Linked DNA regions of Homo sapiens: region 1 is linked to region 2. A link is a loop called in an ENCODE intact Hi-C map of the cell type or tissue named here. Cell type or tissue: heart right ventricle. All regions are shown on one strand. Each heading gives the region's core, and the rest is flanking DNA. Links, peaks and the distances in the headings are about the cores only. Region 1 has its middle 150 kb from the start of AREG. Region 2 has its middle 100 kb from the start of AREG.

What was found. Hi-C counts contacts between places; a loop is a spot of excess contacts. Peaks named below come from ENCODE experiments on the same cell type or tissue, not always from the same donor. Only the 100,000 strongest peaks of a DNase experiment are listed, where the experiment ranks them.
Region 1: a loop joins it to region 2, with 2.1 times the contacts of the local background. A loop is called at or near these places in 5 of 110 quality-filtered maps.

What each region holds. Positions count from the first base shown.
Region 1 is chr4:74,593,897-74,596,830 of GRCh38, reverse strand. No RefSeq gene overlaps it. Among named protein-coding and RNA genes, the nearest start is that of AREG, 150 kb to the right of the region's middle. In heart right ventricle, for the core only: no CTCF peak of the experiment used is centred there; no DNase peak of the experiment used is centred there.
Region 2 is chr4:74,543,987-74,546,920 of GRCh38, reverse strand. No RefSeq gene overlaps it. Among named protein-coding and RNA genes, the nearest start is that of AREG, 100 kb to the right of the region's middle. In heart right ventricle, for the core only: no CTCF peak of the experiment used is centred there; a DNase peak (open chromatin) is centred at 1,260.

The DNA.
Region 1 (2,934 bases), core at 318-2,817, 50 kb before region 2:
TCAGAAATGTCTTCTGCCAGATACTTTACAATTATCTCCTTCAAGTTCAAAGTTCCACAAATCTATAGGGCAGGGACAAAATGCCACCTGTCTCTTTGCTAAAACATAGCAAGAGTCACTTTTACTGCAGTTCTCAACAAATTCCTCATTTCCATCTGAGACCACCTCAGCCTGGATTTCATTGTCCATATCATTATCAGCATTTTGGCCAAAGCTATTCAACAAGTCTCTAGGAAGTTCTAAACTTTCCTATGTTTTCCTGTCTTCTGAGCCCCACAAGTCTCTAGGAAGTTCCAAACTTTCTCATATTTTCACATCTTCTGAGAACTCCAAACTGTTCCAGCCTCTGCCTGTTACACAGTTCCTAAGTTGCTTCCACATTTTCAGGTATCTTTACAGCAGTGCCCCACTGTACTGGTACTAATTTACTGTATTAGTCCATTTTCATGCTGCCAATAAAGACATACCCGAAAATGGGTAATTTATTTTAAAAAAAGAGGTTTAATGGACTCACAGTTCCACATCGCTGGGGAGGTCTCACAATCACGGTGGAAGGCAAAAGGTGAAAGGCATGTCTTATGTGTAGCAGACAAGAGAGGATGAGAAAGTGTGTACAGAGGAACTGCCCTTTACAAAACCATCAGATCTTGTGAGGCTTATTCATTATCATGAGAACAGCATGGAAAAGACCCACCCTCATGATTTAATTACCTCCCACTGGGTCCCTCCCACAACATGTGGGAATTATGGGAGCTACATTTTGAGATTTGGGTGGGACACAGACAAACCACATCATATATCAACACAAATAAAGAATAAACACTTGTCATTTGGTGTATGCATATTCTTTAATAACAAGAAAAACAGTCTTTCTCTGTCTACATGACAAAAATGCCTTAGTCTGGATTTGGTCTCTTTCAGTATTTATTGTCCATTTACAAGAGGAGTAACGAAGTTAAGGATTCAGTTCTGCACATTTGCTTTTTCCTCTCACTTAGTTCCACCTACCAGATTGACATTCTACACCCAGGCATCATAGGTTTCTTCCAACTCCTGTTGAAAAGAGATTACACTCTTACGGTGTTATCATTTCCTTGGCAACGAGTAGAGCCGAGTTTGCTGTATATCCCCTTTAAAATTCTGACATGATCATTGACAAGAGAAGATATTAAGCACATTGGGAAGCTGTGGAAATAGATCCAGGTCAAAATCTTCTACTACTCAAAAAATAAGCAAACTGAAGAGTTACAGAAGATTTAAATAAATGATAAATTATCACTGTTTTCCACCCAAATAATATTCAGTTGAGCAGAAATGTTTCAAAAAGTTAGATATTGAAACCAGTATGTGGTTTTTCTAGATGTTCGAATTATGGATGAGAAATTTTACTTTCCTCAATGTGGAATGGTAATACCTATGTAGTAGACCAAAAATAAGTTTTCATGTTCATTTTCTTGGTGTACACTTAAATTTTGAATTGATGTCTTTAATATCTATACATTCTTTTATCACATTTCAGAGAGTATAATGTATAATGATTTATAAATTAAATTGTTTCCTATAAAAAAATACATTTCTAAGAAAATAGCAAATGATATGTATTTTATAGATTCATAAACACAAATTAAAAGTGATCAACTCATTAAATCAGGGAAATGACAATTAAAATCACAGTGTAACACTCCTACAAAACCCCCACAATGCATAAAAAGTACAGTACTGATAATACCAAGTATTGGTGAAGATATGAAGCAGTGGAAACTCTCATACATTCTTTGATGGGAGTGTAAAAATTGATCAACCTCTTTGGAAAACTGAAACTATCAAAATTTTTAATATGAAAATATCCTATGATTTAATAATTAAACTCCCAGGATAACACAGTTACAGATATGTACACACATTGAAAATAGCTTCATTTATAATAGCCCCAAAGTATAAACAATCCATATGTCCTTCAACAGTAGAATGAATAAATAAATAGAATGTAATCATACAAAGGAGTGCTCTGCAACAATGACAATGAACAGGCTACTGTTACCTAAGACATTATGAGAAATATCACAGCATAATAGTGAGCAAAATAAATAAGACATAAAATACTACATAGTGTATAATCAAGTTTATATAAACTGTAAGAGATAAGCCTAATCTCTGATGTAAAAAGTTTACTTAAAAATTTCCCTGGTATCATTTTATTTTATTTTATTTAAAAAATTTTGTGGGTACATAGTAGGTGTATATATTTATGGATATATGAGATGTTTTGATACAGGCATGCAATGTGAAATAAGCACATCAGGTAGAATGAGGTATCCATCCCCTTAAGCACTTATCCTTTGAGTTACAAACAATCCAATTTTACTCGAAGTTATTTTAAAATGTACGATTAAGTTATTATTAACTATAGTCACCCTATTATGCTATGAAATAGTAGGTCTTATTCATTCTTCCTATTTTTTGTACCATTTCTGTAATCCAGAAAAATAATTCTAAAGTTTATGTGGATGAATAAACAGGGAAGGAAGCTTAGAAAAAAATGTAATTAATACTACCAAGAATATCTTGCTCTATGTCTGTGAAATACAAATTACAATATCAAACAAATTTGAACTAGAGTTTAAAACCACAGGGGGGTTGAAAGAATGAGAAAGTGTCCTGTATAATGTGCTAACCACTTTAAGACTTCTGTGATATTATTTACTAATCACAAACTATTGTCTTCAAATAAAATATGATTCACTGTATGAATTGTTATGGTTAAAACATTTAATGAAAATATGTACACTTAGTAAGGTACACTTAAATAATTACTATGAATTAGAAAACATCCCATCCATGCAGGTTGAGAAAGAGCACTCCAGGAAACAACAGGTGCTGGAGAGGATGTGGAGAAAAAGGAACACTTTTACACTATTGGTGGGACTGTAAACT
Region 2 (2,934 bases), core at 282-2,781:
ATAAAGTTTTAGAGGAAATTGCTATTCATAAAAGGATTAAGACCTACTGGAGAATGAGTATTGGAGAAATAAAATTAGGAGATTAAAATGATTTTGAGGCCAAAGATTAGATGTATGGAATGTAAATGTAAATATAAAGAAGGGTCTGAGTCAGAAATAAGTGATCAAGCTAGTTAGTTTCCAAAAGGGATAAAAAAATCTACCTTAGGGAAAGCATTCTCTGCATAATTGGTGTCAAGATGCAATGAAGTCTGCTGATCCACACATCTCCCGATTAATTAGGGACTTGGAAGGTTTTTGAGAGATCAAAAATATGCATTATGAAAACACATTCTCAACAACAGTTTCAATCTGTTGATAATTTTCATAGATTAATTTGCTTGAAATATGAAACTCTAAAAACAGTAGACTTTGAAATCAACAACAAAAAGAAAAAATTGATGTCACCTGAGTTGAGTATTCAGTGCTGCTTTAATGCTTTTTAAAACAAAGTATGCCAACATCCATAGTGCATAAACAAAGTAGAGTGACATGGGTGCATTAGCATTTAATGAAAACAAATGCCAGGAAACACCCTTGAAATTTCAAGGCATTTTGTAAGAATAGGCATTAGGGAGGATCTGATGGGGTTAGAATGGATTGGTGTTTCAGAACATTCTCTCTATTGTTAATGAATGCGTGAATCAGCCACTTAACTTCTATTCTATCTGAAACATGGGGAATTCCCCGGAAAAGATTTCTTAATACTCTATCCTGAGCAACAGAGAACATCTCATGCTTTGCTCCATTTCTCAATTTACATTTTTTTTTAAGTAGGAGTGGTATAAGATAATGATCAGGGATGGGGGCAGAGAATGGGCATTAAATTTGGTTTGTAGACTTAGTGTTTTCAAATCCTGGATTGTTTAATAATTTTAAAAACAGACAGAAAGTAAACCAAATATCTGAAAATACAAAATTATTTTAATAATTATTATGTGTGCTTGTATTTACAGACATCTAGGTCTGTGTAAACTTTGACCTCTCACCCGTTTCTGAATATGTATTTATTCCGTCTTGATTTCTCCTAGCATCCATTTCTCCTTCTAGGAGTATCTCTCAGATCTTTCTAATAGAATTATCCCCACCTAGCTCATCACATATTAGATTAAGGTAGCACTAATCCCCCATCCCCAGCCTAACCAAATTCCAGGGGGTTATGACTTAGGTTATGCAATAAGAGTATTTTGTCATCTTGGCTGCAGTGACTGGCTCAGGGCCAGGCTTGTCCCAAGTCAGGCAAATGAGACTCAATCCCAAGATGTAAGTGCCTGAATTCTGTAGGGTTGCTGAGTTGGCAGGACATGAATCTGGACCTTCAAGGCCCCACTCTAGAGGACAGCCTTCTGAGAATGAAGACAGAGAATCACAGTGGCATTTGGGCATTTGCCTCCAACCATATCTGAAGCTAGAGATACCCCTAAACTTTTTGACATCTGAATCAATACTTTCCTTGTTCTTCCTTTTAGGGGCTAAGAGGTAGGAAAAGGAGGAGGTTTTTCTTGTAAATCCAGTTTAGATTTAGTTTAATAAGTTTCTCCAAAGAATGTATACAAGAACACTCTCTATTCTCTTTGCCTGGAAAACCTTCTTGTCTTCTCTTTACCTCCCATATGCTCATTTTTTAAGGCCTAGCTCAAACCCCACTCCTTCCAGGAAGTCTTCCTTGAATATCCAGCCAGATGAGCTCACCCTCCTTTGACCTCTTACAGCACTCAGTGTTTCTATCCCTTATCTGCCAGGATTGTTGACCTTGTAGTGCTGGTTGTTGTTTTTTTTTTTTTTCAAGTGATACTCTTAATTCCTAAAAAGGTAAAGTCAGTCCTTAAATGTTTTTATTCTCCTCAGCCTTTGCCAAAGAAGGTTATACACAGTATGTGAGCAATATATATTTGTAGCTTTAATTAATGTGATAAAAGTAGATACATTTTTTATTCACTGTTGTCCAGGATAAAACCTTGCATAAAATACATGATTGCAGTCATAAGGAAGATAAACATCAGGGATTGCAGCTTTCAGGATGATCCTATCTCATGTAAAAGGAAGGGCAAATAGAGAGTATTAGAATTGTGACCTCATGCGTATTATATGGTGAACATCTTTCATTGCTAGGAGCAAAGAAGCTCAGTGTTAGTCTCTGCCATTTATCATGTTTTACTCACAGTATTCTCAACATCAGAAGAGTCTTGGTCTTATTAAACCATAATATATATTTTAATTAGGCATTAAACTGAAACCTATAAATGAAATAAATCTCAGCTATTAAAATATCTGAATTCTCAGCACTCAACACCACCACACTTAAGATCATTTCAACAAAATCACCAAACTTGCTTACCAGAAAGAATGATTGCCCATGTCCTTACTTGAGCTCCCTGCTGCTGCAATCTATTTTTCTTGTTCAGTTCCCTGTTTTTCACCAGCCTCATTCTACAGTCTGCCTGCCACTGGTTTAAAAACGTATTCAAATCAGTAGGCAAGCTGTATTAGGATCATACTGTCCAGACTGTTCTAGCAATGCTGATGCATTTAATATAAATGCATTGTGGACATACTGTGTACAATGCCTAAAGGAAGTCCGGCAGGTTGTAAACAAAGGTTCCACTCAAGAAAAAACTTAAGGCTTAACAGAGAAAAGAAACCTGAGCTCCAGTCTTTCTGATGTAAGTGTAGGCAAAGTGAGTGTCCACGTTCCAGAAGTGTGAGTCTTCCCAGTCTCTCCCTGTCCACCCTCCATCCTCCTACCACTCACAAACCTCCTCTTCCTTCCACTTTTGTGGGGCTGAGTTTATCACAGAGCTGAATGTGTCTAAAGAATAGGAACCTGGGGGTAGTTAAATGCAATAACAATTCTCCAAGTCTCACAGTAACTTAGAAGCCAAGGTTTCAAAATCA